Linked DNA regions of Homo sapiens: region 2 is linked to region 1. The links are chromatin loops, found by intact Hi-C in ENCODE. Cell type or tissue: PC-9. All regions are shown on one strand. Links, peaks and the distances in the headings refer to the core of each region. The heading gives the core; the rest is flanking DNA.

Region 1 (8,000 bases), core at 1-8,000:
AGACCTTATATTGGAAAGATAAGATTTGCACAGATGAGGGTGATGCTATGGGGTCCCCCAGAGCAATTAATTTATTCATTTCTTCAGTAAATATTTATCAAGTACCACTTATGTCCTAAGCACTGGGGAGACAGCTGTGTGCAAGTCCTGTGTGATCTCTAGCTTTATGGAGACTGTGTTATAGAGGGGAGGGGAGGGGAGGGGAGACAGACACTAACCAAACTACCATATGAACGAGCAGGCAGTTCACATGGTTCATAAATGATGGTGCACGCTCTGAAGGAACCCGAGGTGTGAGAGCGTTGGACTGCAGGGCCAGGCTCAGGGAGGGGCTGAGGGGCTCCCTAAGGTGGTACCCAGGAGAAGGGCATTCCAGGCAGAGGGCACAGCTGTGCAAAGGCCCTGAGAAGGGAGCGACTTTGGCAGGTTTGAGGAAGGAAGAGAGGCCAGTGTGCCTGGAGTGGAGTGAGCAGGGCCCGTGGGTGCAGAGGAAGCTGCAGAGGTGGGCAGGGGTGAGACCAGAAGGGCCTCTTGGATCATGGTCAGGAGGCTGATTTTATTCTCGAGGTAATGGGAGTTTAGGGGGAACGACACAATCTGGGGTGGGGGGCCCAAGCGGGTCTTTGTAAAACTTAGATCACACCATGTCACTCCCGAGCAATCCTGTGTTCATAGGACAGAGTCACATCCCCAGTATCGCGTTCAAGTCCTTGACCCTGCCCCACCTCCTTCTTCCCCATCTCCCTCCTGTCCCCCGGCTCCAGCCCCCACCATCTGCCGCACACCAGTCTGTCACACGATGGCCCCTTTGCACCTGCTCTTTCCTCACCCTGGAGCTCCCCTCCCCAGCTTTCACCCCCTGCTGTACTCAGGCTCACCCAGGCGGCACAGCCGACACCCCATCCCAGGCTCAGTCCCCGTGCTGCCCCACTGGTTGCAGGTCAACTGCAACGATGACCAGGGTGTGCTGCTGGGACGCTGGGACAACAACTACGGGGACGGCGTCAGCCCCATGTCCTGGATCGGCAGCGTGGACATCCTGCGGCGCTGGAAGAACCACGGCTGCCAGCGCGTCAAGTATGGCCAGTGCTGGGTCTTCGCCGCCGTGGCCTGCACAGGTGAGCTGCACGCTGGGATGTGGGTCATGAGCCCTGGGAGGGGGCACGAAGAGCACTGGAGTAGGAATCAGGACATCCCTGCCCTGGTCCTGCCCCCTGCCACCAACACTCTCAATGCGCTATGTGGCCTAGAGCCTGTGACCACCCTCTCCGGTCCTTTATCCAATAGCCATCCCTCCAGTGGTTGTTAGGATCAAGGGCTATCATTGGAGAGACTGCATGGGCTCAGGGCTGAGAACTTGGGCACTGGAGCCCACGTTCTCAAAAACTCAGGATTTTTAACTTGAGTTAAAAACCCCCTCCCTCCCACCACTTGCTCTGTGACCTTGAGCAAATGACTTCTTTCTGAACCTCAGTTTCCTCGTCTGGAAAATGGGGACAACATCAAGACCTTCCTCCTAGAGTGGGTGTGACATGAAGCTACTCAGCACAGAACCTAGCCCAGTGTCACTCTCGGCAAATATTAGCCAGTAATAACTGGATCCTAACAGTAATATCAGTGTCAAGAAAGAAAGCATGTTCTAAAATGTAGAGGGGGAATATCGAGCAATTTAAAACCAAAAAAGTAAAATAAATCTAAAACAAAAATCTTCAAAATTTAAGGCCAGAAAATGTCGATGATTGTTGCCAGGCTGATGATGGTGCTTATGAGAATGGGTTAGCATCACATGCTGGCTAAGAACGTAGACTCAAGACATGAGGATTGCTTGAGGCCGGGAGTTTGAGACCAGCCTGGGCAATATAGTGAGACCTTGTCTCTACAAAAAAATAAAATAAAATAAAAATTAGCAGGCATGGTTGTGTGTCTGGAGTCTTGGCTACTCAGAAGGCTGAGGCAGGAAGATCGCTTGACCCCTGGAGGTTGGCTGCAATGAGCTATGATTGCACCATTGCACTCCAGCCTGGGCAACGGAGCAAGATCCTCTCTCAAAAAAAAAAAAAAAAAAAAAAAAAGAGAGAGAGCACAAATTCTGAAGTCAAGGCCTGGGTTCAAATCCTAGCTCTGCTTCTTACCAGCTGTGTGTCCTTAGGTAAATCACTTAACTCCTCTGAACCACAGTTCCATTGTATGTAAAATGGGCACAACGGTAGTACCTTTATACTGGGATGGTTGTGAGGATTAAATGAGTTAATATGTGTGAGGTAGCTGAGCGTGGTGGTGGTGCACCTGTAGTCTTAGCTGTTTGGGAGGCTGAGGCAGGGGGATCACTTGAGCCCAGGAGGTCGAGGCTGCGGTGAGTCATGATTGCACCACTGTACTCCAGCCTGGGTGACAGAGCGAGACCTCATCTCTAAATAAATAAATGAATGTGGGAAGTGCTTAAAATGATTTTGGGTGCATAATAGAAAATACTTATGTGATGATACTATTTATTGTCACGACTATTATTATTACCAGGCTCAATCTAAAAGGCTGGTCTGGGGCTTCCAGCTTTTCTGATTCCAAAACCAGTGCTAAGGCCCAGGAAAGGGTGCCTGGCAGGGCCCCCAGCACATCCTCCACACCAGCAGGCTGGGTCAGGGCAGCCTAACCTAGGTTCTCAGCTCGGCTGTCCTTGCCTTCTGACTCCTGCCTCTCTGCCTGGGACTGCCTGTTCCCCGTGACCTCTGAATTCCTTTTTCTTGTGGAAACTCCTTCATGCCAGACACTTCCCTCTGAGAGCCCTAAAACACCTCTTTTCAAAGAAGCCCATGGGTTTTCCTGGAAAAACCCCGAAATCCAAGACCTGGATCCCCAGGCTCACCGGCAGAAACCCTGGTCATCCTGGTCACCCTGGGCTGTGGCCGCCTGAAGATTGAGCAGCAGATCCTGCCCCTCAGCTGCCCACTGCAGGGCTGTGTTCTGGTCCCCGCAGCCTCTTCCCAGGCTGTGTAGGATGGAGCCAGGGAAAACTTGGCCAAGAAAAGGGCTGTCTGACCACTGTGGCCGTGGAGTTCACGTGGGGAGCCAATGGTGAATTGGCCCATGAACTCTGGAGCTGGACTGCCTGGGTTTGAATCCAGCTCTGCCACTAACCCCTGGGTGGACTTGGGCAAGAGAATTGATGCCTCCAAGCCTCAATTTCCTCATCTATAAAATGGAGACAATGGTGACTGATCTCATTCATAGGAAGCTCTTAATACCAGGGAGAGATCACTTAGCACAGTCTCTGGCTCCGGTTAGGCTTGGGTTTGGGGATTTCCAGGGGAGCCTGGCATTCCAGCTTTCTTAGCCGGATCCCTCACTGTACTTCCTCAATGTCCATGAATCAGCCAGCACTGATGGACGACGTTTGCCGTAACGGGCACCATGACACACTGTGCTGTTCCCGAGCACCCCCTCAATGCTTGCTCTGGGAATGGGCAGACAAGGCTGTGCCCACACCCGCGGCCTCTCTCTGAATCACCACAAATCCCCACAAGCTGCTATTATTAGCTTGTCTTACTGAGGAGGAAATGGAGGCTCAGAGAGGGGAGTGGCTTGCCCAAGGTCATACAGCTGGTGAGCAGCAGGGTCAGTCTCTGATCCAGGTGTGCACGGTGCTGGGGCAGCCTCCTGTTAGACTGATGAGGAGGCCTCCCGGGACACCACCCCTGGGGCAAGAGTGGCACTTGGCTCCCTGGAAAGCAGAGACAGACCTCCCCCGTCCTCCGGTCTGTCCTCAGGCCCACTGCATGGTGGGATAAGACCTGTGGTTAGGACACCAGCCTTCACTGAGGGCAGCCTTAGGGCTGAGCCCTGCCCAGGCCTCAGGGGGACAGAAACCAGGCAAGAGGGGGAGGTCATAGCTGTTCCTTCCTCCTTCCTCGAAGCTCCTACAAATCTCCTGGCAGGAATCCAGGGCCAACCAGTAAGCTCTTACCCTGGCCTATCGATGGTGGCCCCAGGGCAAAGGTCGCATCCCTTCTCCCCCACTCCCAAACTCAACTTCAATCAAAACTAAAAGTAAAACAAAAGTCCCACAGATTACCTTATTACGCCTAATCTTGTTTCTCTTCATTTTTTAGATATTTTTTTCTGGGAATCTGTTACTTTTACAATACACATAAAAAGCACATTTTTAAAATGAGAGAGTAAAAGCACCCATAATTCCGTCTGCCAGGAGCACCCAGTGGGCCGTGTGGGTGAGATCCACACCGGGATTTTCCTCCCTCCCCTGTGCTCCTCGCCTCTCTGAGCTGAGCTCAGCTTGCAGATGCCAGTCAATGTCCTGTTGCTGTTTAACCTGTCATTGCAACATCAGCCCCTTTCCCAGCAAACAGGGCGTTGGCAGGTATGCAGGGCCCTCCCTCCGGACAAGTCTGAGGACCCTGATCTGTGCTGCGACCTATTTATAGGGCCACGTGCATCCGTGTTCTTGTACATTGGGAATGATGATGAGTCCTCAGTGGCATCACTAATGCACAAAGAGATGGAACCAAGGCCCAGAGACATGAAGGGACTGGTCCCAGGTCACACAGCTGAAAGCAGCTGGGTCTCCCGACCTCTGTGCCCTCCTCTGCCTGTTCTGCTGTTTGAGTCTTTAAGTCCCTATCTTGGGGAGAGTCAGTCATTCAATCACTCCTTCCCTCCCTCCCTCTTTCCTCTCCTCTCTCCTTCCTCCACTCCTTCATCCCATTTGACAAAATAGTCAATGACAGGCCTGTGCTGGGCTCCAGGATCTAACATAAGACAGATCCCTCACTGGCCTTGGAGGACTAATTAAAGAATCCCTCACATGCCTGTACACTGGAAGGATGAAGGATCTCCAGCCGTGCTATGAATGCAAATGATGGGGCAACCTGAACCTGGCAGGCAGCCTTCCAGGCAGAGGGAATTGCAGACACCGATGCCTTGAAGCTGGCAGAGGCAGAGCATGCTGGAGGCCAGTGTGGAGGAGCACAGCGTGCGAGGAGGGGTTCAGGGGCCAGACCCTGCAGGGCCAAGGGCCATGGCCAGGGCACTGGCCTTGACCTCAAGGGCCATGGGGAACCAAGGACAATTGATCACAGGAGTGGTGACATCAGATTTGTACTTTATTTCATTTTGAGATGGAGTCTCACTCTGTCGCCCAGGCTGGAGTGCAGTGGTGCAATCTTGGCTCACCACAACCTCCGCCTCCCAGGTTCAAGCAATTCTCCTGCCTCAGCCTCCTCCTGAGTAGCTGGGATTACAGGCGTGCACCACCATGCCTGGCTAATTTTTGTATTTTTAGTAGAGACGGGGTTTCACCATATTGGCCAGGCTGGTCTCAAACTCTTGACCTCAGGCCCCCCTCGGCCTCTCAAAGTGCTGGGATTATAGGCGTGAGCCACCACGCCTGGCCGGGGTTTGTATTTTAGAGTCTCCTTCTGGCAACTGTGATGTGAGGGGCATAGAATGGACATGGGGTGACCAGAGAGGTGGGCGCCATTGTCCCGGCAGGAAGGGCTGGCTCATGTTCTCAGCACTTGGACAGCAGGTACAGTGTTCCCTGGAATGCAGATGGGCAGGTGGAGGCCCAGAGCAGGGCGGATGTCTCCAGGACCTCACCCCGCTTTCCACTCCTCTCCAACAGTGCTGAGGTGCCTGGGCATCCCTACCCGCGTCGTGACCAACTACAACTCGGCCCATGACCAGAACAGCAACCTTCTCATCGAGTACTTCCGCAATGAGTTTGGGGAGATCCAGGGTGACAAGAGCGAGATGATCTGGTGAGGTGGGGGCCAGGGTGGGATCGGAGCCCAGTAGGGAGGGCCCCATGGAGAGGAAACCTTGGAGGGCTTCTTGGAGGAGGTCACATTTGAATTGGGCCTTAAAAGTTCAGCAGTATTTGAGCAGGCTTGGGGAAGGCCTAGAGGGAAAGTCAACCACATACATGATGGGGCCTCAGGAAGAATCATGCTGCAAATGTTGTCGGGAGTCTGGAATGCCACATTAGGGGGCCCAGGCTTGATTCCAAAAGCAATAGGTTGTCACTCAAGGATTCAGAGTGGGAGAGGGCGGGGCTGACAACTGCCAGGAGGGCTAGAGGGGAAGAGATGGGCGGGGGGCTGGGGCGTGGTCCAGGTGGGGAGTGATAAGCCCTGAACGGACAGAAAAGAAGGGATGGAGCCAAGAAATTAGGAGGTCAAAGGGGCCACTGAGAGGGGCAAGGAGGGGAGAGGAGTTGAGAAGGGCTCTGAGGTGTAGGAGTGGGCGCCTTGGCTAGAGAGGGTGCTGTGAGATGGGCCCCCGTGGGGGGAAGAACAAGGCAGTGGGGAGACACCCTGGGCTCAGTTTGGGACGAGGCGAGCTTGCATCTGGGGACATGAATGCATGGTCTGCCCGTGGGAGGTGGCGATGAATGTTGCTCATGTTCTGCTTCATTCCCGCCCCCCTATCCCCCTCAGGAACTTCCACTGCTGGGTGGAGTCGTGGATGACCAGGCCGGACCTGCAGCCGGGGTACGAGGGCTGGCAGGCCCTGGACCCAACGCCCCAGGAGAAGAGCGAAGGTGCGTGGGCGGGCACTGTCGCGTCAAACAGATGGGGAAGACGAGGCTTGGAGAGTTAAAGTGACTCAGCTGGAGGGCGGCAGAACTAGGAGCTCACCCGGAGACCACTGATGGGTCCACAGAAGGGTGGGGGACCTCACTTACATCTTAATAACACACTTCTTGATAAATCTCAAAAATAATTCACGTGCATTGCGGAAAGCAGGAAATACAGAGAAGCTCAAAGAAAAAAATCAAATAGCATCTTTGTCTCCTCCCTCTAAAATAAGCAGCATTAACATTCACACGAGCTTCCACTGATTTCAAATCGTGTATTTGTATGCGGGTGTATATGTGTGTGTTTATATATGTATGTATATAAACACACATATATATATGTAGTACCTGTGTGTTTGAAAGAGAGAGTACACTAAGGCACAATTTTGTGATGCATATGGACACTTTCTAGGAATATTTTTAAATGTATAAAATATAATACATAGCGTTACAAAGAAAACCAATTACATTAAAATACAGTTGTCACAAGTTTTAAAAAATGAATTTATGATATAATAACATATGCTTCTTTATAGAACAAGATCTAGCGGTAGAGTCAGTAAGTTCCATAATATAGTTGTAGAGATAATTTATGAGCATAAATTAATTTCCTGCCATCTGGGACAGCTGTAAGGTTGTAATGACCACGCCTGTGGTTCTTATGAGTGACAAGTCCTAAGTGCTCCTCAGGCTGCTATGGTCATTTCCTGCTTTTGCAATTGAAGAAAGTGCTATGGTGAAAACAAAGATACCCTTTTTTCCCCATCATAGGGTTCATAGACCCCTGAATTCTGTTGGTAGTGCCTTGGGGGGATCCGTGGGCCCTGGTTTAAGACCTCCAGCGGCATGGAACATTTTTTCCCAGCTCTGTCCACTTCTGGATAAAGCATTGGCATTTCTCCAGCAGATAGTTTTCTGTGATTTGAATTTTTATTTAATGTGACCGTGGTCCATCACATGGATGTGCTAGACTGTATCTATCCAGCCTCTAGTCCTCAGCATTGGAAGTCTGCGGACAGTGTGGGGCGGTTATCAACCACACTTACGTAAACATCAGGCACCCGTATTCACTTGGAGAACACACACGCCCTGGGGCTGGCCCCATGCGGGGCACTGAGCTCCACTCTCAGTATGAGCAGGAAACGAGACAGATGTCCTCCTTGCTAACATGTTGCCTGTCCTTGGCTCCATAATTTCCTCAGGATGTCTGGGATACATTTCCATTTTATTTATCAAATACTTGCATAGCATTTAGTATAGGCTATGAGCTTTACATCTATAATTCAGGAATGCTCATTAGGTGGTCCAGATCTTATCTCCACATGAAACTGCCGCTTCGAGAAGTTAGTGACTGGCCCAAAGTCACCAGCTAATAACAGGCTGAGCTGGGATTTGAACCTTAAAAGTTGTG
Region 2 (16,184 bases), core at 1,848-9,847, 72 kb before region 1:
ATGTGGTGGGGCCCGGACTTGAATCCAGGCAGTCTGGTCCCAGAATCTTGAACACACCACCCAGAGCTGCACTAGACTTGAGAGCAGGCTTACACAGATGGACGCACGGGCAGCACTGGTATGGGGTCATCTCCCTGCCCCTCAGTGCCTGGTGGGGGTTGGCACTGCCTTTCTCAGCCTCTTCCACCCTTACCTGCCCCACCAGCCCAGGCCCCTCCTGTCCATCCGAGGCCCCGCAGACCCGCAGCTACCAGCATCTCCAGCAGGGGTCACTGTGGTCCCACATGAGCTGCTGTGGGCGTTTGTTCTGCAGCGGGTCCCTGCAGCCCCTAGGCTGTCCCCGTCCCTCCGTCCCTCCCTCTCCAGGCAGGCAGAGATTTTCTATCCTATTCACGCACCCTGGGCCACACCTCTTCCCTGCAAGGGTGGCAACCCGTGGGGAGCTGCAGTCAGATGGGGAGGCTGAGGTAGAGCAAAGCACCCTCCAGGAAGTCAAAAGCTTTTCTTCCATCTTCTCTCTTCCATTTTCCCTCTGAAGGCAGAGGAGGGCAGAGCAGGGTTGGAGATTCCTCCCTTCACACAAATATCACCATGCCTGAAATCCCATCCACACTTCTTCCTTAGTGACTTGTGGCTTTGAGCATTTTTTAAAATTATGTGCAGAAACAGCCCTGGGTGGGGTTCCAACTCAGGTTGTCATCTGCAAGTCGATTCCCCTCCCTTGACCTCAGTTTTCCCATCTGTGAAATGGAGGCAGGGCCGGCAGGCATGTTGCAGCTACTTCCCACCATTGCAATAGAAATAGCACGGACCTGACAAACATCGTGCGCTGGGCACTGTGTTAAGTGTTTTGCACGCATGAGCGCTGGTTCTCTGCCCTGGCTGTCCCTGGAACCGCCTGAGGTGCTTTAGAAAGCATCAGTGTCTCAGCCGGGCGTGGTGGCTTATGCCTATAATGCCAGCACTTTTGGAGGCTGAGGCAGACAGATCACCTGAAGTCAGGAGTTCAAGACCAGCCTGGCCAATATGTGAAACCCTGTCTCTACTAAAAATACAAAAATTAGCCCGGCATGGTGGTGCGTGCCTGTAATCCCAGCTACCCAGGAGGCTGAGGCAGGAGAATCGTTGGAACCCAGGAGGCAGAGGTTGCAGTGAATGGAGATCGCGCCACTGCACTCTAGCCTGGGTGACCAGCCTGGGTGACAGAGTGAGACTCCGTCTCAAAAAAAAAAAAAAAAAAAAAAGGGAAACATCAGTGTGTTGGTTGCACTCAGAGTCTGACTTTGTTGGCCTGGGGCAGGGCACTAAGATTTGTTAAAGCTCCCAGGGCAGGTTATAATGTATAGCTAGAGTTGAGGGCCAGGGCGTTAGATCATTTAATCCTTACAACCATGCTATGAAGTGGGTTCTGTGATTATCTCCACCTCACAGAATAAAAAGCAGAGACATAGAAAGGTTGAGAAATTTGCACAGAGCCTCCTACTAGAAGGCAGCAGAGCTGGGCTTTGAACCCAGATCTGTCCGGCCAGCTTCATTCCCTTCTAGGGAAGGGGGAGGGTCAGTTCACTTCCTACTGTGTTCTCTTGTCCTCCCAGTCCCATGGAAGACCAAGGCTGAGGCCCTTGGTGAAGGGCCTGCCCACAGTCACACAGCAAGTTAGCTGGAAACCCAGGCTGGGGCCACAGAGATGGAGGGGCAGGCCTATGCGGGACAGAAGTACAGCAGGGTGAAGAGGGCAACAGAGGCCTTTTCTCACCTCCGCCCACCTCCCAGGAGCCATCTGGCTGCAGCCACTGCCTTGTACAGCCTTGTGGACGAGCAGCTTCATGTTCTGGTCACCGCTTCCAACAGCCTCCTGGGGAAGCTGGAGCTCCGTGTCCGCCTGGGCCGCCTGGAAGCTGCCATTCACCAGGTGAAAGGGGTGTCTGGCTTGGGGTGTGGGGGTTCTGCCTGGCCACATTCCACAGGAAAGCCCCGACTCTGGGCCCGTCCCTAGTCAGGTGCTTTGTTCTGGAGAAAGGACACCAAGCTGGCGATCCTTCAAAGGCCAGGCAGGCATCCTTGGGGCGTAGCACATGACCTGGTGCTCAATAAGTGCTCAGTGGGTGAAAACATAGCCCCAAGAGCTGCACTTATTGAGCGCCAACTCTGTGCCAAGCCCTGGGCCAGAGCCGTTGTGAACATCATTGCTTTCTGAACTCATGGGGAAGGTGCTAGGATTTCATCCACTGCACAGATGAGGAAACTGAGGCTGGGAGACATTATGTTACCTGCTTGTGGTTGCATATCTCGGGGTCTGATTCTGGAACCTGCACCTGGTGTGGCTTCATCTGACTGCCGGTGCCGAGAACCAACACATTCCTGTCAGCCTGGAGCTGTGGGGCACGGCACACTCCTGCATCAGACAGCCCTGGTTCATTCCTGGCTCCAGCACTTACTCGTGGTGTGGCCCTGGACAAGATGTTTAACTCTTCAGTGCTTCAGTATCTTCATTTGTTGAATGGGGGGTAATATCAGTACGTGCTACATTGGATCTGTGAAGATAAAGTGAGTGAATAGGCTCTTTAAGATGCCCCAGAATAAGAAAGGAACTTCCACTCGGGGTTGAGAGCCATTATATACCCTCTATCCCTCATTGAATCTTCATGTCTACCCCATTTTACCACTGAGTAAACTGAGGCCCAGAAAGGGGGAGTGGCTTACCATGTTCACATGGTGAGTTCCCAGCAGGCCCATGGACTTTCCTCTGCAGCCTGCAGCTTCTTCTCCAGCACTGTTTGCATGTGCACGCGCACACAAACACACACACACACCCGAACAGGGAGCTCATCACCCCTGAGGCCACCCCTTTTATGATCCGGCGTCTCTGAGTGGTTAGAGTAGCCTGAAGTTCACCACCCTGTGCCTTCATTCAGATAACTGTGCACTGAGGGCGTTGGCCAGGCCAGATGCCCTCCAGGGTCCCGCTTTGAAGAACATGACCACACACTCCCCCTCCCCAAGTCATTTCTTCCCACGCCCAGAATTGGGAGAATTTCAGTCCAAGCCAGTGGTCACAGGCCTAGCCACTGAATGAGTGAAGACAGAAGACCTCAGCCTGCAAGGAAGTGGGGGAGCTGGACAAGGGAGGTCTCCTAGCAGCCCCTCATGTCCAAATCTGCCTCTCCTGCCCCAGGTCAGCGACTGGATGGAGCAGGAAGGAAGGCGGTGCCTGCAATCACTGACCCCCAAGGATGGAAGTTTGGAGACAGTGGAGAAAGCCCACGCAGAATTTGAGAACTTCTTCCTCCAGGCTGCAGTGCGTTCCAGACAACAGAGGAGCAGGACTGGAGCAGATGGAGAGGGCGTTAGAGGGGGTGGCACTGCCAGGGCAAAGCTGTGGAGGTGGGAAAGAGCAAGAAAAGTTCCAGAGACAGTGAGGGAACCAGCTTGGATTGCAGAGTTCAGCTGAGATGTTATCTCCCCCAGAGATTCTTACCAGATGGCCAAGCCCAAAGAATATTCTGAATCCCCCAGAGGGTTTCTTAAAATGCAGTTTCCAGGGCCCCATCCTAGACCTAATAACTCAGCCTCACAGAGCCGGGGGTTGGAGGGCAGGGAAGCTGCATCAACGTGATGCGATGTGACAAGGCTCTGGACCACAGGGTGATTCAGCCCCGTATCAGCGCTCAGGAATTCTCAGGCCAGTGGGGAGCGGGGGCGGGGGCGGGGACAAACAGGGAAGCGCACAGTAAGGGAGAATGTGGGGACTCAGAGCAGGAGCCTTTGGAGTCAGAGAAGTTTTCCAGAAGGAACATCTAAGCAGAGCCCGGCTAGGCAAAGTGAACTGCCATGGCGAGGGCCTGGAGACTTCCAGAAGCGTGATAACTGCTCTTAATTGTTCAACCCTCACCAGGAGCTAAGCCCTGTGAGGTGGGTGCTATTAGGGTCCCCATTCTACAGATGAGGAAACTGAAGCTCAGGAAGTCTCCTGGCTCGCCAGCAAGGCAGCTGGAGGTTGCTGACCTCCGAGGGAGGCCCCAGCCAAGGTGGGTGCTGAGTGGGCGCCCCCTCCTCTCCCCTCTCAGGCCCAGTACCGCCGAGGCCTGGAGCTGTCCAAGCAGGCCGCTCAGCTGGGAGCTACAGCCAGAGGGGCTGGGGAGGCAGAACGTGCAGAGTTCCCAGAGCTGGCAGCCTTTGCCTCTACCCAGCGGGCCTTCCAGGCTGAGCTGACCCACTTTTACATGGCGGCCGAGCGGCAACGCACGGACCTCGAGACGCTGCTCCACCTGCACCGCTTCTGCAAGAGGGTGAGCCCCGCGGCCCACCTGCACAGATACCCCCCGATCCCCTGGCTGGGGCTATGGTGGGGACAGGGATACCTAGACACAGCCCCATGGCCTGACTGCATAGACACCGCCCCCATCCCTTGGATACCTAGACACAGCCCCCCCCCACCCACTTGCACAGACACCACCCCCATCCCCTGGCTGGGGGCACAGCAGGGACAGGGATACCCAGACACAGTCGGAGGCTCATCGTGATTCACTCCCCAAGTCTTGTAACAGGAAAAAAACAGAGGAAGGGGAAGAGCTGAGATTTGAACATAGATGTGTCTGTGGTACCCCGTGACATGCCTTATATGCTTCCCCAAAGAGAAGAGAAATGACGACAGATCCCTTCACCAAGCAGGCTTGACCATGGTGAGGATGAGGGGTTGTTGGGAGGGGAGTGCACATTTCTGAGTGTGTACACCATGCCAGACCTCCTGTGAGCACTTCACACACCTTACTTGACTTCATTCTTATCCATACCTCTTTGATGACAGGGAACCAATGTTGTTCCCATTTTACAGATGAGAAAACTGCCCAAAGAGGGCAGTGGTGAAGGATGATTTGATTTAGGAGCTGCCACCTGTCCTAAATTCATGTAGCCAAATCTCTCTTTAAAAAAAAATTATGGGAAAACTGAGGTCTGTGGGGACAAAGGAGCAGCCTGGGAGAGTGTGGTCCAGCTGGGACAGGGACCCCCATGGCTGGCCCAGACCCAGTGCCCTTGGCTGCCCCTTGCACTTGTCACCAAGGACAAAGCATGAGAAAGACCTGACCCCAGCCTCCCAGCTGTCAGGCCAGCCCCACGTGCAGGCCACAGCGATCACAGGCTGCTTCAGAGGGCAGCAGGAGGGACTCTGGTCAACTCACGCCTGGGGCCCTGGGAGGACAGGGCACTCTCTGTCTCCTTGGGACAGTGGGCAAGGGAGGCAGATGTTGGCAGTGGCAGCAAAGGGCTCCCCCAGTTCCAGCTGTGTACAGTTAAGAGCACGATACAGGCGGAATCCGAGCCTTGGAGTCTGGGGCTTCATGTCCTTGCGTGAGCTCTGTGACCTCAACCACAGTCTTCACTGCTCTAGGCCTCAGCTCTTTGCTAAGACCATAGTTAATGGCCGTGTAGTTCTTATGACAAGCCAGGCCCTGTTCTAGTCATTTCACGTATCATTTTATTGTCGCCCCGATCCTATGAGACAGGTACTACTATTATGCCCATTTCCACCTAAGGAAACAGAGAGGTCAGATAACTCACCCAGGGTCACACAGCTAACTGAGTGGGCAGAGATTCAAACCCAGACCATCTGGCTCTACTGCCAGCCTTACCAGCTAATGACAGATTTCAATGGAAGTAACCCCTGGCACAGGGCTTTGTTCAAATTCAGAATTGTTATTAACATCAATATTATTATTATCATTAAGAGGAGGAAGAAGAGGAGTAGTGCCTCCAGGGTTAAAGACATCTGGTAGCTTCTTTGCCTTGCCCACTGATTTCAGCCAATTTCAGCCCCACTGGCCTTCCCGGATCGATCAAACGTGCTCCAACTCTGAGGTCTTTGCACGTGCTGTTCCCTCAGCCTGGGAAGCTCTTCCCGTTGACCGGCTGGCTTCTTGTCTTTCTTCCGCTCTCAGCTCACACATCCCCTCTTTGCAGACACCCTTTCTGACTGCCCACTCTGGTTCTCTCTCGTCACCCTGTTTTGTCGCTTCTGGGTGCTCACTTTGACCTGAAGTTGTCCTGGTCCTTGTCACTCGCTTGTCTCTTGCATGGTGCCTGCGAGGCGAGCTCCCTGAGACAGGGACTGGGTTCGAGTTGGTCCTGGCTCTATCCATGGTGCCTGGCACGGGCTCGGCCCACAAGGTCTCAGGGAGGCTGTGCGGGGAGTCAGGATAGGCTGGAAGCCTGGGGATGGCCTGTGTGGAGGTGGCGTCTGTGCCAGGCCTAGAAGTCATACGGGGGAGGTAGCAACCCTGACTCTGAGTCCAACTCTCGCTGTTGGAACTGGGCTGGCCCTGTTTCCTCACTGGCCCTGAATTTCAATCCGTTCAATAAGGGGTTGGGCAAGATGATTTCTGAGGTGCTATCCATCTCTGTCCAGCTTAGCCTGGAAGGTCAAGTCCTGGACACACAGACAGATGATGGGACAGCCCAGCACCAGGCTCAGCCCCTGGTGGGGAGCGTGTGTGCAGCAGCTTTGGTCCTAAATAATAATAACACAATGGTGCCACTAACGGAGATTTATGGAGCTCTTTCCCGGCCATGAGCTCCGTGTGCTTGCACGAATATGAAGCCATTTATCTAAAGTCAAGTTCCCTTAATCCGTGGAAAGATGGTCTCTTCGGAGAAAATGGTTCTCCAATCCCTACAGCCTAACAGCTCGCTATCGGGTTCTAAATTAATGGAGAGAAAGATTATGTTTTTCACGAGCGGCTGGGAACGTGTTGGCTTCTTTGCAGTCTGCAGACGTTTTGTGGGGGAAGCGGGGACAGACAGAATCACAAAATGAGGCAGAGGCTCGGCTGGAGGGAGGGGGCCTGCGGGCCTGGTGTGGCTGACAGTCTCAAGGTGTGATGGTGAGGGCACACCCCTGCCTGGCCGGTTTCTCCTTCTGCCCATGAAGGTGCTTGGAGGACAGATCAGAGGTGGAATCCCAGCTCCTCCCTGACTTGCTATGTGACCTAGGGCAAGTGAGTTCACTTCTCTGAGCCTCAGTTTTCTTCTCTGTGAAATGGGCTGCTGGTGCAGTTCAGTGCAATCCTGCCTGAGACACACAGAACCTGGCAAACGGTCAGTGCTCAATAAGCATTAGGCAGACTCCTCCCTCACAGCACTCTCAAGGGTTAATACAACCATGGAGAGGAATTTCACCTCTCAAAAGGCTTTTCATGATCATCTAGTGCAACTTCCATTTTACAGAAGAAGAAACTGAGCCCCAGAGAGGGCTAAGTCCCTGCTGGCCCGTAGGTCTATTAGAAGGTGTCTGATGGGCTGGGCGCAGTGGGTCATGCCTATAATCCCAGCACTTTGGGAGGCTGCGGCGGGTGGATCACCTGAGGTCAGGAGTTCGAGACCAGCCTGACCAACAAGGTGAAACCCCGTCCTACTAAAAATACAAAAATTAGCTGGGCATGGCAGCAGGTGCCTATAGCCTCAGCTACTCGGGAGGCTGAGACAGGAGAATTGTTTGAACCTGGGAAGCAGAGCTTGCAGTGAGCCGAGATCACACCACTGCACTCTAGCCTGGGTGATGGAGCGAGACTCCATCTCAAAAAAAAAAAAAAGGTGTCTGATGATTCTAAGGGTGCTTGGGGGCTGTTTCCAGATGGCAGGTGTGTGCACCCCAGGGAAGAGAGGGAAACCAGGGTCATCATGGTCAGTGGAGAAGATCATGGCCAAGCTGAGCGGGGCCCTGGCATTGGGCACTTATTAATTCAGTCCTCCATGGTCCCACTTCCAGCCTGAGCCCCCACCTCCCTCTCTTCTTGTCCCCCAGATGACCTGGTTCCACATGGACTGTCAGGACCTGATGGCCCAGCTCAGGCTGGACAAGACCTCAAGGGTCAGTCCTGGGGACCAGCGCCGCCTCCACCGCTACCTGCAGCGACTGGCATCTGAGTTCCCTGCTGAGAAGCTCGCAGCCGTGGGGCTGCAGGTGGCCTCCCTGAGCCGGGCAGGCCTGGGCCAGGAGCTATGGGAGGAGGCCCGGATCAGGCATGAGGAGATCCGGATGCTCCTGGAGAAGGCACTGACCCACAGCTCTTGCCCAGAGGCTCCAGCTGCTCACTCAGCGCGCCCAGAACGAAGAGGGGTGGCAGCCAAGGGCCAGGGTGTGAGTGTAGAGGTCACTTCCAAGGGGAGGTGGGATCAGCCTCCACTAGACTCACTGGGCATGGACCATTTGCCAAAGTCCTATTGGCCTCCTGGGCCCCCCAGAGGGGAACAGAACAGAACTTTCCAGGCAGGCTCTCCACCCCAGGAAGCTGGCCAGGCTGCAGAGGCTGAAGACGGCAAAGGCTCCCACAAGCTGCCTGACCCTGCCCGCGAGCATTTGCTTGCCACCACCTTCTTCCGGCAGCAGCCCCCCAGGCAGAGCCAGGTCCCTCGCCTCACTGGGGGCAGCTTCTCCTCAGAGGGGACAGACTCACAGACATCCCTTGAGGACTCACCCCAGACAAGTCCCCTTGCCTCCCTCTAGCTGAGAGGCCCCTTCAGTCGCACCAGCCTCCAGGAGCACTGGGCCAGGGCCCAGCTGGAGGGGTAGCTGGGAGCTCTGGTCAGTCCCAGTGAGACGTCACCATGGAGCACTGGTTTTACATTCTGCCTCTGCTGGGAGGATGAGAACTGTCGACCTGCCCCTGGCTCCAGAAAACTCCTGGAAGACCCGATCTTCACCCATGCAGAATAGCAAGAGTGGGCGTCAGAACCAGGGCACAATAAATGGTGTGATTGGCTCCATCCCTCCAGGCTCTCATTGTGGAAAGACCTGTCGGCACAGACCCCTCCAGAGGTCTCGCTCGCAGGCAGGCAGACACCCACCTGCAGCTCAGGAACATACACAGCTCTCCCCTCGGGTACGAGGGCCAGTGTTGCCCTTAGGCAGAATCCTCGGGGAGATTCGGGAGTGCTTCCTTGTCTTGGATTCCAGGAAAATGGACCCTGAGATGAGGATTTAAGGATCAGTGTGTTTGGTGCTGATCCAGGAACCTCTGCTGGGGGAGTAGGAGGCGAATCTGCAAAGGGAATAAAGAGTATGTTGTCAAGCAAATTTTCTTTTTTTTAATTTTTAAAACTTCATTGTATTTTATGTTTAGAGATGGGGCCTCACTACATTGCCCAGGCTGGTCTCAAACTCCTGGGCTCAAGTGATCCTCTTGCCTTGGCCTGCCAAAGTGCTGGGATTGCCTTTTCCGCCCACCCCCCCCGACCCCACCAGAGACAGGGTCTCACTCTGGTGTCCAGGCTGGAGTGCAGTGGTGCAATCATAGCCTTAAATTCCTGGGTTCAACCAATCCTCCCACCTCAGCCTCCTAAGTAGCTGGGACTACAGTTATGCACCACCATGCTCAGCTTATTATTTATTTATTTTTTGTAGACATGGGGTCTTGCTATGTTGCCCAGGCAGGCTGATCTCAAGCTCAAGTGATCCTCTGGACTCAGCCTCCCAAAGTGCTGGGATTATACGTATGAGCCACTGTGCCCCACCCTCATACAAATTTCCATGTTGGCAACTGTAGCTGGATCTTTCTGGAGATCTCTGAAAGACAGCATGGAATCCTTGAACACCCCCTGAGGCGTGAGGCATCCAGAGCATTTATCTGCCAACCCTCAGGAGCTGGCACTCGTAGACAGCACGCACAGCCAGCTCCATTGGTCTTGGCAAAGAGAATTGCCTCCTGGAGCCAGAGGCCGGTTCCTGTGCTTAGAAAGGAAGGACATGTCTTCTGTGCTCCCTGTCTCACAAGGCCTCTTCAGCAGGCATGGGACCTTCATTCTCAAGTTCAAGGAACCCTGTGGAACCTTGTCCTTGTCCTCCAGAGAGAATCCTCTCCGCCTTAGAGGTCCCTCCTCTCTCTCACCTCCCCACCAAGCCTCCCTGAACTCAATGTCTTCTGTCCCCTTCCCTGCCCAACTTCCACTTCTCTATGCCCAGCCTCTGTGGCCCAGTACCATTGGGGTTCTGTGGGCAGCTGGGTCCTGGTGGTTGGGGACCGTGGGAAGGGGCCTATCTGTCGGATCTTAGATGGAGCATCCAGAAGCCCCACCCTTCATACTGGCCAGAGTGGCCCCTGCCAGCGCCTCTCTGGAGTGTCATTAAGCTGAAAGTGTTTGCCTTACCTCTGCAGTAGGATGCATTACTGAAGTGGCCTCTTGGTCACCTAGCTCTGAATTTTCCTGGCTCCAGAAAGAGGCTGTGGGGCACAGGTCCCCCACAATGAGGCTGTGAAGGGGAGAGAGGCAGGCCTGGGCCAGGCACAGGAGGACAACTAGGGCTTCTCAGGAGCTGTCTCAGCCAAGAGTCACACACTTGATACCTAAAATGGCTTCAGGAATCTTCCAAGACTGAAGACTTCCCCAGGTGTGGTCTAGGGCCTGCCTGCCTCAGAGCCATGAGCAGAGCCGGTCAAAAGGCTTCCTAGGGAATCCTACCCCAGACATTAAAATAGACTCTTGGTGCTGGCAGGTGGCTGGAATCTGCGTTTGTAGCCAAGTGCTCTTCCTGTGTGACTCAGCAAAGTGGGGGTGCATTTGGGGAACACCCGGGGCTGGGGCCTGAGTCCTCCACCCAAAGCCAGGTTTGATTCTTGCATTCCCCTCCCTGCCTTCCATCCAGACAGGCCCAAAGATGCAAGAGGCGTTGATCAGCCCATCTCCATCCATGCCTGTTGCCTCAGAGAGGGCCGACGGCTTTTAAAATGCTGTTGCCATAGCAACAGCATCCAGCCAGTGGGTACCACAGGCAGGGAGCCACAGAAACTGGGGTGCTGGGATGGAAACTGACTTGTGAGAGACCACAGCTACTGCTAGAAGGAAGGGGGGCAAAGCGGGCACAGGTAATCTAAGAATACTTGGGCGGGAGGAGTCCCCAAGGTTACCTTGTGCATCCCTCTGTCCCCAGAAAGAACTGTACCCCAACAATCTCTCCCCTCACTGCATCCCCTGGGGAAGAAGGGAATGCAGAAATGAAATGTCATAATGAGTAACAATGTATAAAAATATCGAATAATAACAGCTAACATTTCTTTTGCATTTTCTTTGTGCCTAGCTTTGAGCTAAATCCTCTAAAAGCTTTACAGGGCTTGTTGAATTTTTTTTACAACATTATGAGGACTGATTCCACCCTATTTTACTGAGGACAAAGCTGAAACTCAGAGAGATTTGGAGGTACCTTGCCCAGTGCCACAGTGAGGGGCAGAGCTGGACTTGATCTGGGCCTAGTTTATTGACTTTGCCCAAATATGCCCACAGTAGGGGCATGGCATGGCATGGCCTCCCCCAGAGATTCCCTGCGAGTGATGACATAGCTTTGAATCAGCAAAGCCTCAGCCCCTGAGAGACTGCTCTGAGGAGGCAGAGGCCACAGTGCCCCTCCATGGGATTTTTAAACAAAGTTTGAAGCCTGCTGTGGTGGAAGAAGATGGGCTTTCAAGGAACCCCAAGTCAGCCAGTGATGTGACTGTCAACATCCCACTGTGATGGGAACACTTTTTTCAAGCTCAAGGGGCTGGTAGGCAAGAGACAGAAAGAGAAGCACAGCCTGGAAGTCAGGCACTTCAGGTGCCACTCTGCCCTGTTGCTGATGGCCTGGTCACCCGAGGCAGGTTGCTTCCTCTCTCTGGTGCTCAGTTTACCCCATCTTTCCAATGGAGGCGTTGGATGGATGAGGATCTTTCTCATCTTGGAGAGCCCTGCTTTTGAATCCAGGCTTAACAGCCTAGTGCCTCTGAGTAGATAGGTGCTCCTCAGTTTTTCCATCTGTCCACTGGATTTGCCAAGCCTGCTGGGTCAGGAAAATAAGATCTCTGGATCCTTGTGTTCCACACCAAGACTTCTTCCTTTCCAGAGGAGTAGCCATCTTGTGAAGGAACAAAGCTTTGAAAAGACTTTTCACTGCTGGGCAGTGATGTGGGGCAGACATAGGACTGAGCCCCAATAGAAGTCTAGGCACTTTACAGTTCGCAAAGCACTTTTTGTCCATCTATTTCCCATCTGATATTTACTACAACCCTTTGGGTCACAGAAGTCATACTCTGAGATGGCCCCATTTTACAGATGGGAAGACTAAAGCCTGGAGAGGGGCAATGACTTGCCCAAGGTCACACAGCCAGGAAAGGGGCCAAGAAGGGGAAAGCACAGGGTCTGGGCCTGGTTCTGGATCAATGCCAAACCCAGGATTGTGGATGAGCGTGTGTTTTGTCAGCCACTTTGAGGTAGGCCCCTCACACCCTTGTGACACAGACAGGGTGGCTGTCACACCCACTTTAGACCCAGACAGGGTGGCTGGCTGGGGTCAGAATACAGTCTGACCTCATAAAGCAGAGATGTCCTGTTCTCCAGGGGCTGTGAATTGGCCTCCAGCCCAGGACAAATTTGCCTCGTCTCAAACCCCAGCTGAAAATAGCTCTCTGAGGCCAGAGCCAGAGAGTCCCCTGTAGGGTAAGTGCTCTGGATAGGCGGCAGGACTCTGGGGGTCCCATTGCCCTCTGCCTGGGGCATGCTGGGGAACTCTGGGTAGTCAGGTACTTCCTTAGGACCTCCTTTCCCCATCTGTGAAATGGAGGGATTAGGTCAGACCAGGAAGGAAAACTGGTGGTGTTTTGCATGTGGAATCTCTGACCTGCCCTTCCAGTCCTGCTTCCCTCTCTGTGCACTGACCATCCATCCAGGTACCCAGGCTGGAAACTTGCAAGTTGTCCTCAAACCTCCCCTTAACCCCTAAATCCACTCTCCTGATCTCTCTGTTATCTTCTACTTCTCTCTCCCTCCATCGTCCTCACCCTCATCCCAGCCTCCATCCTCTAGCCCCAGACAACTATAACAGGGTCCGCAGTGGTCTTCCTGCAGTCACTTGGATCCCCTTCATCTGTTCTCCACCCAGAAACTAGAGGGGTATTTCAAAATGTAATATAATGTCAGCCCCGCTTAACCCTGAACAGTAGCACCTCATAGCTCTCCAGATAGAAAATCCAACCTTTCTGTGATCTACAAAGCCTGTGTTGTCAGCCTCTGCCCTCCACTTCAGCCTCATCTCAATCTCCATGTCTTCTGAGTTCCAGAAGCACTAACTTGTTTTCATTTCCTCAGCCATTCCAAGCTTTTTCTGGGGTCAGGTTCCCCAGAAGTGGACCTAGGGGTGAGGATTCAGGTACAGGTGATTCATTGAAGAGGTGATCACAAGAGAAACCAGAAAGGCAAGCAGAACAGGGAAGGGAGGGAAGCCAAGGTGCAATTTCAGACCAAGTCCCTGCCTCTGCCTGACTGCGTGGGGGAACTCTGGAGGACATTTTACACCTCCAAGGCACTTCAGGCTTTCTGCAGAATCATGTGGCACAAAGCAGAGTCTGGTAGCTCCAGGGCAGACCTTGGAAGAGAGTTGCAAGTGTGGGCCCATAAAAGATAATATTCTGTATCAATAATATGTAAAAAGCTCTCACAGCTAAATACTACTATTAATAATAGTAAATTTTAAACTGGACAAAGGACCTGAATAGGCTTTTCTCCAAAGAAGATGTACAGATGGCCAATAAGCACATGACAAGATATTCAACATTACTGGCCATCAGGGAAATGCAAATCAAAACCACAAGGAGATATTGTTTCACATCCACAAAGATGGCTATAATAAAAAGACGTATAACAAGTGTTGGTGAAGATGTGGAGAAATCAGAACTCTCATACACTGCTGGTGGCAATGTAAAATGGTGCAACTACTTTGGCAAGCAGTTTGCCGGTTCCTCAAACTGTGAAACATCAAGTTATCATATGACCAAACAATTCCATTACTAGGTCAATACCCAAGAGAAATGAAAACATATCCACACAAAAATTTATACATGAATGCTTATTGAGAATTATTTCTGATAGTCAAAAAGTAGAAGCAACCCAAATGTTGATTAGCTGTTGAATGGATTTTTTAAAAACGGATTTTAAAAATATACACATAATGAAATATTATTTAGCCATTAAAAAGGAATGAAGTCACTTCCTAACATTTTACGAAGCCACTCTTATCCTGATATCAAAGCCAAATGTGGACATCACAAAGAAAATTACTAAACTTATGAATATACCTCATGAATATAAATGCAAAAATCCTCAACAAAATGCTAGCAAACCAAACATGACAGCATCTTAAAAGGATTATACAGCATGACCAAGTGGGATTTATTCTCGAAGTGCAAAGATAGCTAAACATAAGAAAATCAATCAGTGTAATATGCCAAATTAATGGAATAAAGGAAATTAAACCACACGACCATCTTAATCAATGCAGAAAAGGCATTTGACAAAACCCAATAGCTTTTCATGATAAAAACACTCAGAAAAATAGGAATAAAAGTGAACATACTCAACATGATAAAAGGCATTTATGAAAAACCCACAACCAACATCAAATTCAATGGTGAAAGACTAAAAGCTTTCTCTCTGAGGTCAGGAGAAAGACAAGAATGCCCACTTGCAGCACTGCTATTCAGTATTTTACTGTAAGTTCTAGCCAGCGCAGTTAGACAAGAAAAAGGGGAAAAAGGCATCCAACTGGAAAAGCAGAAGTAAAACTATTTATATATTTAAAAGATCAGATCTCATTATTTTATATCTCAAAAATCCCAAAGAATCCACACGAAAGCTACTACAGCTAATAAATTCAGCGAAATTTCAAGTTAGAAGATCAACACACAAAAATCAGCTGTGTTTTTATATACCAGCAACAAACAATTCAAAAAGGAAATTAAGAAAGCAATTTCATTTACAACAGCACTAGAAGAATAAAATACCCAGTACTAAATTTAACCAAGGAGATGAAAGATTTATACACGGAAACCTACAAAACATTACTGAAAGAAATTAAAGAAGACCTAAATAAATGGAAAGACACACTATATTCATGGATAGGATTGTTAAGACGTCAATACCACCCAAAGCAATATATAGGTTCAATGTAATCCTATCAAAATTCCAACTGCTTTTTTGTCCAGAAATAAAAAGCCACTTCTCAAATTTAAAACAGATTGCAATAGGCCCCAAATGGCCAAAACATCTTGGAAAGAAGGCCAAAGTTGGAGGACCCAGAGTTTTCAATTTCAAAACTTACTGCAAAGGTATAGTAATCAAAACAGTGTGGTACTTCCATAAAGATAAATGTATGGACAAAGGAATAGAATTTTGAATCCCAAAATAATCCCATGCATCTATGGCCAATGATTTTTGACAAGGGTCCCAAGTCCATTCAATGGAGAAAGAATAGTCTCTTCAACAAATTATGCTGAGACAATTGGATTTCCAAACATAAAAGAATAAAGTTGGACCCCTGCTTCACACCATATTAAAAAATTTACTAAAAATAGATCAACAACCTAAATATAAGAGCTAAAACTATAAAACTCACAGAAAAAGCCAGGTGCATTGGCTCACGCCTGTAATCCCAGCACTTTGGGAGGCCAAGGCAGGTGGATCACGAGGTCAGGAGATCGAGATCATCCTGGCTAACACGGCGAAACCCAATCTCTACTAAAAATACAAAACAAAACAAAACAAAAAAAATAGATGGCCGTGGTGGCGGGTGCCTGTAGTCCCAGCTACTCGGGAGGCTGAGGCAAGAGAATGGAATGAACCTGGGAGGCGGAGCTTGCAGTGAGCCGAGATCCCGCCACTGCACTCCAGCCTGGGCAACAGAGCGAGACTCCATCTCAAAACAACAACAACAACAACAAAAATCATAGAAAAAAAGTAGGGGTAAATCTTAATGAGCTTGGATTTGCCAATAGATACTTCTCAGATATGACACCAAAAATACAATCAACGTAAATAAAAATGGATAAATTAGACTTCATCAAAATTAAAATCTTTAGTGCATCAAAGGAAATTATCAAGAAAGTGAAAAGGCAACATATAGAATGGGAGAAAATATTTGCAAATTGTATATTTGATGAGTTTAATATACAGAATATGTAAAGAATTTATACTACAACAACAAAAAAATACAACCCAATTACCAACTAGGTAAAGAACTTGAATAGTTATTTCTCCAAAGAAGATGTACAGATGGCCAACAAGCACATGAAAAGATACATCACCAGTCAATAGGGAAATGCAAATCAAAATCACAATGAGATACCATCTCATAGCTACTAGGATGGCTATGATGTTTTAAATGCAGCAAA

Evidence for each region. Hi-C counts contacts between places; a loop is a spot of excess contacts. Peaks named below come from ENCODE experiments on the same cell type or tissue, not always from the same donor. Only the 100,000 strongest peaks of a DNase experiment are listed, where the experiment ranks them.
Region 2: it touches region 1 in a loop (5-fold over the local background); 2 of 110 quality-filtered maps call a loop at or near these places.

What each region holds. Positions count from the first base shown.
Region 1 is chr20:38,139,835-38,147,834 of GRCh38, reverse strand. TGM2 (transglutaminase 2) reads left to right here. Exons shown (of 13, transcript NM_004613.4): 6 at 941-1,118; 7 at 5,636-5,771; 8 at 6,450-6,553. Among named protein-coding and RNA genes, the nearest start is that of TGM2, 21 kb to the left of the region's middle. RefSeq lists enhancers at 4,262-4,930, 4,931-5,600. In PC-9, for the core only: no CTCF peak of the experiment used is centred there; DNase peaks (open chromatin) are centred at 2,384, 3,474, 3,844 and 4,334; H3K27ac peaks cover 7,162 bases.
Region 2 is chr20:38,205,358-38,221,541 of GRCh38, reverse strand. KIAA1755 reads left to right here. Exons shown (of 14, transcript NM_001029864.2): 11 at 1,774-1,912; 12 at 3,176-3,298; 13 at 4,068-4,289; 14 at 7,799-11,039. The coding sequence ends at 8,500. Among named protein-coding and RNA genes, the nearest start is that of KIAA1755, 47 kb to the left of the region's middle. RefSeq lists enhancers at 1,912-2,413, 2,828-4,027. In PC-9, for the core only: CTCF peaks have their summits at 6,266 and 6,467; a DNase peak (open chromatin) is centred at 3,691; H3K27ac peaks cover 531 bases.